Regions from separate parts of the Homo sapiens genome. Here regions 1 and 2 are each linked to region 3. Evidence: chromatin contacts called from ENCODE Hi-C or POLR2A ChIA-PET data. All regions are on one chromosome and are shown on one strand. Each heading gives the region's core, a stretch centred on a gene start or an enhancer-like site at or near the end of the contact. The rest is flanking DNA. Distances are from core to core; before and after follow the strand shown.

Region 1 (3,566 bases), core at 101-2,600, 290 kb before region 3:
CTACATTCTACGCACAAACAGGACTGAATCTCGGATATTCTAAAAGATTATCCTAGTCAAGCAGCACAGTGCTAAAAAGCACATTTATTTAAAGAATTACAGCCAGCCGGGTGCAGTGGCTCACGCCTGTAATCCCAGCATTTTGGGAGGCCGAGGCGGGTAGATCACGAGGTCAGGAGTTGGAGACCATCCTGGCTAACAAGGTGAAACCCCGTCTCTACTAAAAATACAAAAAAATTAGCCGGGCATGGTGGTGGACGCCTGTAGTTCCAGCTACTCAGGAGGCTGAGCCAGGAGAATGGCATGAACCTGGGAGGTGGAGCTTACAGTGAGCCGAGATTGCTCCACTGCACTCCAGCCTGGGTGACAGAGCAAGACTCCATCTCAAAAAAAAAAAAAAAAAAAGTACAGCCACAGCAGGCACAGTTGCTCATGCCTGTAATCCCAGCAACTTGAGAGGCTGACAGGAGGATTGCTTGAGGCTAGGAGTTTGAGACCAGCCTGGGCAACATAGCAAGACCCCATCGCTACAAAAAATTTTAAACATTAGCCTGATATGGTGGTGCACACCTGTAGTCCTAGCTACTTGGGAGGCTGAGGCAGGAGGATCACTTGAGCCCAGGAGTTCGAGGCTGGCTGTAGTGAGCCATGATCATACCACTGCACTCCAGCCTGGGCAACAGAGTGAAACTCTGTCTCTAAACAAATTTAATTTAAATTTATTTTATTTTATTTTATTTTATTTTATTTTATTTTTTTGAGACAGAGTCTTGCTCTGTCGCCCAGGCTAGAGTACAGTAGTGCGATCCTGGCTCACTGGAACCTCCACCTCCCAGGTTGAAGCAGTTCTCCTACCTCAGCCTCCCAAGTAGCTGGGATCACAGGGGCGCGCCACCATGCCCGACTAATTTTTGTATTTTTAGTAGAGATGAGGTTTTGCCATGTTGGCCAGGATGGTCTCAAACTCCTGACCTCAAGTGATCTGCCTGCCTCAGCCTCCCCAAGTGCTGGGATTATAGGCGTGAGCACCAGCCCTGTCTCTAAACACATTTTAAAAAGAAAAAATTATAGCTACACATAAACCATAAATGAAGCTATTTGGGCACCCATATACCCACCATCTAGGCTCAACAATTAAAACTTTACTTGCTTGATCACATCCATCATATATAGGGTGTTTTGATTGTCCAATTTTTACTTGCTTTTGCTCTATCCCCCATCCTTTCCAATGAGAGAGCTGTCATGCAGCAGATAGTGAACAAGCCTTGGAGTCGGACGACCGTGTTCCAGCCCCAGCTTTGCTGCTTGCTAACTTGCAAGTCACATCTCTCTGAGCCACTTCCTCCTCTACATACTGGGGCAGCAGCAACCCCAGCCCCACAGCGCTTCCTGAGAAGTAAACAAGTCTGTGAGTGCAAATGCCTCCCCAGCCATCCCTGCTGGTATTCGTTATGCAGACGCTGGCACCATCTGCAGTGGTTGGGATTTTCTACTCTTTAGGGATTATATGTTACTCTGGTTCTAGATCACTTCACTTTACCATCAGGAATCTATGCCTCATAGCTCTGATTTTTTTGAAAAAATCAACAGTGGATATGAAAAATATCCAGTAACCAGAGAAAGCTTGATCTAATCATAGCATGTTCACCTATAGGACATTAAAAACTATTTCAAAGGCCATGTAGTAACATTTTAAAAATATTTTCAGTTGCAAGAAATACTGATTGGAATTATACATAAACAAATACACATATACATGTAAAATTATATCAGGTATAATTGCCCCAAGAAATTACTTGCAGGGCCAGGAAAAAAAAATGTGTATGTCTTTGAATGGGAGCATTTACTTCCTTTAGGTAAGTAAAGATGTTTCACTTCAGATCTCTCCACTTGCCTTAGCTGCCAACAAGCCTGGGACAAAGTTCGATCCATGCTCAACCATAGCAGTTCTCCTCAAACCTAGATGATTTTTTTGTGTGTAATTATTCTCTGCACTCCCACACACAACCCCTTTTTCCCAATGAGTTGGATTACCCCTTTATCAGACAAGAGCTGTGTACCTAGTGCCTTACCCACTTTGCCCTGGCTACCAGGAAGCCAAGAACAAAGTATTTCCCTTCAACCTAGGTTTCTTGTACAACGTAATTATTTCTTCTCACAACCCCAATCCCCTTACATTCATTAGCTATTGTTTTGTCACTCTAGTTTTAGTGGGTCTCTTCCTTGACTGTAGCATGCATTTTCTTGAAGCTAAATCAGGTGGATGGTTTCTAAAAGGCTCTTCGGGATCATCTACTCTGAGTGGCAAGGAAGTCTGAGGCCCAGCCCTCTGCCAGGTGGAGAAGAGCCACCTGGACCTGTAACAGGACACCTAGAGCTTCTCTTTTTCCCACCCAATCCCATACGCCCAAGGCCAGACTTGTGCCCACTTACTCAGCCTCTTCCATGGCAACAGGGCACTTGTACTGAGCTGTGTTGAAAAGGCAGATGTCTGCATACTGGCGCACTAGGGAGGGAGAGGAATCAAGGTGGAGTGAGTCGGGAATGTAGCTCCCATGGAGTCTCACAGGCGTCCCCGGGTTGGGGATATTCAGCCCCAGGCAATGGCCAGAGGCCACCAGTGGGGACTTCTGCATAAGACCACCCCTGTCTTACATCCAAAGGGTAGCCCCAAACACACCCATTTCCTTCCATAACCAAAGCCTTCCCCTCAAGGACAGCTTTGTCCAGAACCCAAGAAACTGAAGAGGTGGCTTAAAGAGCAAACTCATTACCTAGCCAATAAGCAGCCTGCCTTACCCAACTCAAAAGCTTTGCCCTGTGGCTCAGAGCAGGCCCTGGGCTTCAGTGGCTATTTTTTATACAAGGCTGTTAACAAGGGGAGATACTTCAGCCACCCCCAGCCCTTGGGAAGATTGCCTCTCGCTGTCCCCTAAGCTGACCCTCTGTCTGGGATACCTGAGATCTTGATCTTCTTCACCGTCTTGTTGGTGTTGTTGGTGACGTGGACGTTGACGCTGATGGGTTCTCCATGGTAATAGATCTGGGGGGCATAAGAAGGGACGGGGTTGGCTGGGAGGACAGCAAGGTTCTAGGGAAAGGGGAGGGAGAAAAGCCCCCACGCGATCTTCTGGGGTTCCCCAGACCTTGCGCAGACCTTCAGAAGGGTCTGCTGCTCCCATCTGAAGTCCATCACATCCCTCAGGTTCATGCCCCCTCTGCCACTCCTTTAGGCCCAAGAGGCTTCTCCGAATCCCCCAAGGCATTGTGACATTTGCCCCAAGTTCATCAGCCACTTCCCACTGCTGCTAAGGTGGCATGAAAGCCACCAAGCACATTAGCCTTCAGTTCCCTGGTGGGACCCTTGAAAGATAACGGAATTGGAAGGTGATAGTCCTGGGCTCCAGCCCTGGCTTGGCCAGCAGTAATTGTGACAACAATAACAACAATAACATTGACGATGATGAAAGCAGTGTGACCGTGGGTAGGTTATCTAAGCCTCAGGGTCTCCCTCTGTGCAACGAAGGGGTTGGACTAGGTGATGTCTGAAGTCCCTGCCAGCTCTA
Region 2 (3,207 bases), core at 298-2,797, 310 kb after region 3:
AGGAATAAACAAATCCCGAACAAGTATTGGAGTCTTTTTAAAAAAATTGATGGGATATATTTGATCTAACTTGATAGTTAACAAGCTCTTTTTCATCTTCTTTTTGACTGTTCAAGGATAAGTGGAGTTGGTGGTCTGTTGAATTCCAGTTTAGTAAAATATTACCATTTGAGTTTTTCATATCCATATTACCTTTTAATGGATTTCCTTCCTCTCCCCTTTCTTAAATAGGGGAAGATTATTCAACCTTTTCTCAACAAGTCAAGGTTATCATGAGGAACATTAATGATTATATTATATTCGAACTTCAGGGGCTGCCTGGGACATAAGGCTCCATTATTCTTACTTTAGACAGTCCCCACAACATGGCCTTCCTCGTATACAAAAGTGATCTAATGCTGCCTTTTTTTTTTTTTTTTAGACGGAGGCTCACTCTGTCGCCCAGGCTAGAGTGCAGTAGTGCGATCTCGGCTCCCTGCAACCTCTGCCTCCCAGGTTCAAGCGATTCTCCTGCCTCAGCCTCCTGAGTAGCTGAGATACAGGCGCGCCCCACCACGCCCGGCTAATTTTTGTATTTTTTAGTAGAGGTGGGGTTTCACCATATTGGCCAGGCTGGTCTCAATCTCCTGACCTTGTGATCTGCCTGCCTCAGCCTCCCAAAGTGCTGGGATTACAGGTGTGAGCCACCACTCCCGGCCTGCTGGCATGATTTTAGAGTCAGTGTCAGATATTGACTTTGTCTTCCTGTTCCAGATATAACCAACCATATGACGTTAGACAAGTGACTTAATAATTCTTAGCATCAGCTTCTCCTGAAAAATTGGGATAGTGCTGTCTGTTTCACAGGACTCTTGAGTTTCATGAAGATTAAGTAAGAATATATAGTCAAATTAGTAGTATAGTACCTGGCACACTGAACCTTTGGTAATGGTGCTGGATATTGTAGAGGATAAATACGCTAGTAGAAATCCCTGCCTTTGAGGAGCTCACGTTCTGGAGGGGAAGACAGGCAAAAAAATCAGTGATGGTGATGTGTCATGCCAGGTGCCGTAAGAAAGTTAACCACTCACAGGTTCCTATGGGAGCATAGAGGAGCGGCAGCCAGCCCCATGGACATCAGTGAACACACAGCTTTCATTGTTCCCCCTTTCTTGTAATAATTATACCAGTAGTAAAAATGAGTAAAATGGTTTTTATTCTCTATTTATAAAGCATGATTCATATTAGGTGAGAAAGCGAATCACTTTTTCCAAATGAATCTTAAGCTATGCTTTCTGGTCTTGGCCTTAAATTTAATATTTTTGACCCCAAAGTGATTAGGTCTTGTTGCAGCAAAGTGCCAGGAATAGTTTTTTTTTTTTAATTCTGCAAATATTTGAATACTTACTTTGTCTCCAGGTTACTGTATTATCTACTTGGGAAAACAATAGCAAAAAAAGCCCCATCCTCGCAGTCGGTGGCAGGCAGAGAAGGCTGACAGTTAAAGAGAATTGGGAAGGCTTCTGAGGAAGAGATGTTTGAACTGAAACCTAGTGGTCAGAGAAACGTTAACCAGGAAAAGAATGGGTGGGGGTAGAGGCAGGGAGGGGGTCCCACCAGAGGCTCTCAGCTTCCTCATTTCAGAACTTGAGGTGGACTAGGCAAATTCAAAGGTCCCTTTTATTGCTTTCATTCCTAGCATATGTAAGCTAGAGGAAGCCCTCATTTTGTCTCTTTCTATGTTGTACGCAGCTTGCTTGTTTGTCCTGTAGTTCATGTTAAATTAAATCCGGTATAGTGCTCAGCATGTAGTAAATGGCTCACAAATGATTGCCATTACTCATGTAAGGTAGAGTTGGTGAAGGGTACTCAGTTCCAGGGGAGCAGGCACATCCTCAGGCTGCAGGCTAGAAGGCTTTTCCCCAGCATTCCTAGCTACAGTTTTCTCAGCGTCCTCGGTGGACAGTTGGGTGAACCAGTGAAGGGCCAGTTCCTTCTTAGCTAATCTGTAATGAATGCTTCATTCTTGTAGTAGTGGTCTAGGCTTTGCTATTATGTTTAGTCGTTTGTTTTGTCTCAGCTCTAGTCAGCTGTAGAGTCTGGTGATGGAGCAGCAAGAGCAAGTGTGAGACCTGTGGAGTCTCCCCAGTTCTTTCTCTCAGAGAATAGGGCATAGGCAGAGGGCAGAGTTCTTTCTTCCTTTTCTGCCTCTGGCTGTGAGATATAAAATAAGGAAATTGTTGACATTCTCTTTAGCCCGCCTTTGTTCTAAATTCTGTCTTTTGTAATTTGGTAGAAAGAGAAAAAAAAAACAACAACACACACACACAAAATGAACATGAGACAAATTCTAGAGAACTAGATTCAAATTCTGATACTGTTTTTACTAAGTGACCTTAGGCAAGAAGACTCAGTTTCTGTGTTTTATTGATTTTTAATTTTTCACAATTTAACATTCCTGCACAATCTAGATGCATCTTAAAACCAGTTCTTTTTGGTTGTATATACAATTATGATGCATTTTATGATTGGTGATGTCTTGGATTTGATGAAATATGGTATTTCGTCTTAACTATTAGAATTAACAAATTGTCTTATTTACTTCATGTGGATTTATTGTTAGGATTAACAAGGCTTATTCAGCAGATTAAATATTTGTATGTGCTAGAATAAGCATTCTCTATGCCCTTTTTATCTATTATTAATACTTTATATAGTGACTGTCACTAGTAAGTATTAAAATAGTAGCTATTGCTGTAATTAGTTTTTTATTACTATTCTGTTCAAGCTTCATAAAAACCCTGTGAGGTGATAGTTTTATAACTGAAGATTCTGAGACACAGGGAATTATGCAGTTCAACAACGTGGCTTCATTATAGCACTTTCCTCTCTACCACTCTGCCTGTCAGCTCTCTTCATTTTTCAGAGGAAAGGCTGAAGCTACGTGATTCTTTAAAGCCATTCCACAAGCCAGTGGTTCTGTTTGGGTGACGGTCTGCTGCTGTTCCCAAGCCCATCCACGTTTCTAGTGATTACTCCTATGTCTGCATAGCTTAGTGGTCACCCAGTGATTCGTGACTTTATGCTTAGATACCTCAAGCCAGTAACTTCTGCCAGTGGATTGTGAATTTTGTCCAGTTTTACTGTTGCTTTTTGGGGGAAAAATTTGCTGAGCTACTCATTTTATCATGTCAGACATCATACCCCTTCTTTAGATTTACTCTTATA
Region 3 (3,091 bases), core at 592-3,091:
TACAGTTGAGGCAGGAGGAAGCACATGAGAACCACGACAGCCACCCCAAAGAGATGGACACCATGCCAAGGCTGGAAGCTTTTGTTAATAATCAGACCTGTCCTAAAAAAGAATGCGGGGCTGCCTCTGAAGGAGGTAAGCTCTCTCTTCTTAGAGGTGCCTCGGTGCTTGCCTTTTTGGGATACTGAGAAGAGGGCTTCTGCCTGGGGCTGCAGACAGGAACCCCTGACCTCTGAGATGCCTTGCAGCTCAGAGTCTTTAATACATTTATTCCAGAATCCTTCGACTCTGAGATTTTAACATGTTAAGATTCCTTAGCTGGATTCAAAGACTCCTTGGGGGCTTTGAGTGGAAGTAATCTCTGATTCCTTGACCCTGAATCACAGAGTCTGAAGCTTTTGGGATCTGAGATTTCCCACAGTCCTTGTACTCAAAAGACTCTGAGCTGCAGAAGCCTACCCAGACAGAGAGGTTTGTCACCACCACCAGGCTTCCCCACAACCACTAACAGAGGGCAGGGACCCAGGTGATTGACTCATTTGCTGGGTACTGGGATTTTTTTGCTCCCCAGGATCCAGGCAAGCACCTAGAAGAAAGAAGATACTCAATGCATTCATTCATGACTGAATGAATGAAGAGTCCCTACCCTGTCCCTTCCTCTCCATACTGCGTCCATCCAATAGCTATCATTAAACTACTAAAGAGGACTTTTCGGAGGGTAGGGAGCCTCGGCTGATCAGAAATTGAGCCACTGTCGCCCAGATTATTTAGGGTTTCCTAAATAATCTGCCTCACTGAATCACTGAATTCCCTACTAACAGGTACATACCCCACAGATGGACATCGCACAGGGCAAGGACTTTGTTCAGCTCTCAGCTGTGTCCTCAGCACCTAGAACAGTAATGAATACCCTAGCTTAACTTGGAGGTCAAGGAGCTATCAGTTTGCGAGGGTGGGGTAGGAATTGACAGTGAGACCTGAGGCCTGTGGGAGGGGACCCAAAGAGGGAGGGGATGCAATAGGGAGGGGGCCAGGGGTGACAAGGATTGAGGAAGGGAGAGAGGGGGGAAAAAAAGCAAGGGATGCCTTAGAACCACATTTCACAGCCAAGGGAACAGAGGCCCAGAAAGGGAAAGTAACCTGCTTAGGGTCACACAGCACCTTGCTCAGTGGAGAGCCAGGTTTTCCTTCCTGTGCACTCCTCCAAGCCCAGCCAGACCACCTGAAGTTCCCCAGGCATCTCTGCCTCTATTACTCCACGACTTGAACTTTCCGGGTGCCGGGCAGGTACCGGGTCTGGTCTGCTCCCTCTCCCTCTGGCCATCGCTGAGGTTGAGGTTTTTTGAATGTACAAGTATGGAGAAGGGCACTGCCTTCAGAAGCCTGAACGTCTCCCCTGAGAGGGAGGGGGTGCACAGGACTCAATTGTTTCAGCTTGAAAATGGGGGAGAGCGGGGAGAAGGGGAGATGGCTCTGCTTGGGGCAGAGCCCCTGCGGGGAAAGGGGCGCCTGAAAGGACGTGCGATTCGGAGTGGGCTAGCTTATGCAGAGAGCCTGGGGGTGGGAGGAAGCTCGCACTCTGAAGGACACGCTGATCCCCGTGGGGACTCCCGGCGCCCCGCAGCCCGGGCCGCCGAGGGAGGCAGTAGGACCCAGGGGCCGGGAGGCGCCGGCAGAGGGAGGGGCCGGGGGCCGGGGAGGTTTTGAGGGAGGTCTTTGGCTTTTTTTGGCGGAGCTGGGGCGCCCTCCGGAAGCGTTTCCAACTTTCCAGAAGTTTCTCGGGACGGGCAGGAGGGGGTGGGGACTGCCATATATAGATCCCGGGAGCAGGGGAGCGGGCTAAGAGTAGAATCGTGTCGCGGCTCGAGAGCGAGAGTCACGTCCCGGCGCTAGCCCAGCCCGACCCAGGTGAGGGGCGGGAGACGCCTGCGTGCGTGCGGCCCGGGGGAGCGCCGAGCAATCTGGGGGTGCGCGAGGGAGTAAGAGGGGCGAGGGGACCCTGCGAAGCGTTGGGTGCCGAGCCAGAGCCTACAAATTGGAGTCCTCGGCACTTTGGGGGCCGCTGGAGGGTTTGGAATCGAGAGCCCAGGGCTAGCCAGTGATGGTGCCAGCTGAGGGCTAGGGCGGAGATCGGAGCCGGGTTGGGAGTCCGTGCACTCGGAGGACTGGGAAAAAGTGCAGGGACCCCTAAAAGGTGGTGGTGGCAGATACGAGACTAGGTGCTGTGTAAAGGGGGCTGGGGGCAGAGAGCAGAGCCTCTGCGGAAAGAAACAGAGGAGGAAGGAGATGGGTCTGGTGCCTCTTCCCGCAAGGGTAGGGAGGATAGGCCGGCCTCGCAGTTCCAGGTCACTTCCGTTCTGGGGTTGAGGCTCAGGGGCAGCGGTGATTGGTGGCCCAGCCTCCTCACAGGCTTGCTGAGGGAATTTGAGCTTCCGGTGGTGGGAAAGGAGGTGAAATCGTCTCGACTCCTGGGGTCCGTGTGCTCTGGTAGAAGTGGGCGACAGTGGCTCAATTTCTGATCAGCAGCTTGCAGCCTAGATGATGGCAGCCAAAGGAAAGACTTGGCCAGCGAGGCTCCCTACCACTCCGAAAAAAGAGAGTGGGGGTCAGCAGGGTCTGCTCTGCTCTGGGGATTAAGGGGCTGACTAGAAGGATTTGAGTCTTTCCTTCTGTCCACTGCCACAGGGTTCTTGGAGTAACTGCAGGGTTTAAACTGCAGGGTCTAACTTCCAGAGGCTGGGGTTCCCTGCCCCCCAGCTTAGAGACATTCCTGAGGTGGCTGAAGAGCAGGAAGGAGAATGAATGCACTTCCAGACTGGCCCAGAGTCTCAGCCCCTCCTCTTCCTTGTTTCCCGCTGGTCCCTCTGGGCTGTACGGCCCGGATGGAGGCCTGAGGAAAATGAGGGGGCTTTGGTTCTCCGGAATTCCGGCCGGGGCCACACCCTCCTGTCTTCAGATGGTTCATGTACCCATCCCCCCTTCCCGTCCTCTCCTTTGTCTCCTCTGTCACCGGGACTCCCAGCAGAGATTTTTTTTTTGTACTGGCTGTGTAACAGGACACCGCATGCAGCCCTCAGGAGGGGCTCTGTGC

Evidence for each region. Hi-C counts contacts between places; a loop is a spot of excess contacts on that map. ChIA-PET counts read pairs that join two places held with the same protein, here RNA polymerase II (POLR2A). Pooled maps may share reads with other maps.
Region 1: a loop to region 3 is called in a pooled map, with 8 times the contacts of the local background. The contact joins the enhancer-like site here to the promoter of SERPINH1 in region 3. A Hi-C loop is called at or near these places in 6 of 50 pooled maps. POLR2A ChIA-PET finds 5 or more read pairs at or near these places in 7 of 52 experiments (A549, CD4-positive, alpha-beta memory T cell, CD8-positive, alpha-beta memory T cell and 4 more).
Region 2: a map with no recorded cell type shows a loop between it and region 3 (5-fold over the local background). The contact joins the enhancer-like site here to the promoter of SERPINH1 in region 3. A Hi-C loop is called at or near these places in 2 of 37 single-sample maps with no recorded cell type and 3 of 50 pooled maps.

What each region holds. Positions count from the first base shown.
Region 1 is chr11:75,274,406-75,277,971 of GRCh38, forward strand. ARRB1 (arrestin beta 1) reads right to left here. Exons shown (of 16, transcript NM_004041.5): 9 at 2,959-3,043; 10 at 2,434-2,506. Among named protein-coding and RNA genes, the nearest start is that of TPBGL, 35 kb to the left of the region's middle. RefSeq lists an enhancer at 3,473-3,566. Within about 2 kb of position 1,351, at least 13 of the 41 ENCODE cell types and tissues checked have a DNase peak (open chromatin) inside an H3K27ac peak, as active enhancers do.
Region 2 is chr11:75,871,989-75,875,195 of GRCh38, forward strand. The region is part of intron 3 of UVRAG (UV radiation resistance associated); the gene reads left to right. Among named protein-coding and RNA genes, the nearest start is that of UVRAG, 58 kb to the left of the region's middle. RefSeq lists an enhancer at 1,587-2,088. Within about 2 kb of position 1,548, at least 4 of the 41 ENCODE cell types and tissues checked have a DNase peak (open chromatin) inside an H3K27ac peak, as active enhancers do.
Region 3 is chr11:75,560,412-75,563,502 of GRCh38, forward strand. SERPINH1 (serpin family H member 1) reads left to right here and starts at 1,842. Exons shown (of 5, transcript NM_001235.5): 1 at 1,842-1,908. RefSeq lists enhancers at 1,522-2,061, 2,062-2,602, 2,603-3,091 and silencers at 1,578-1,837, 1,848-1,897.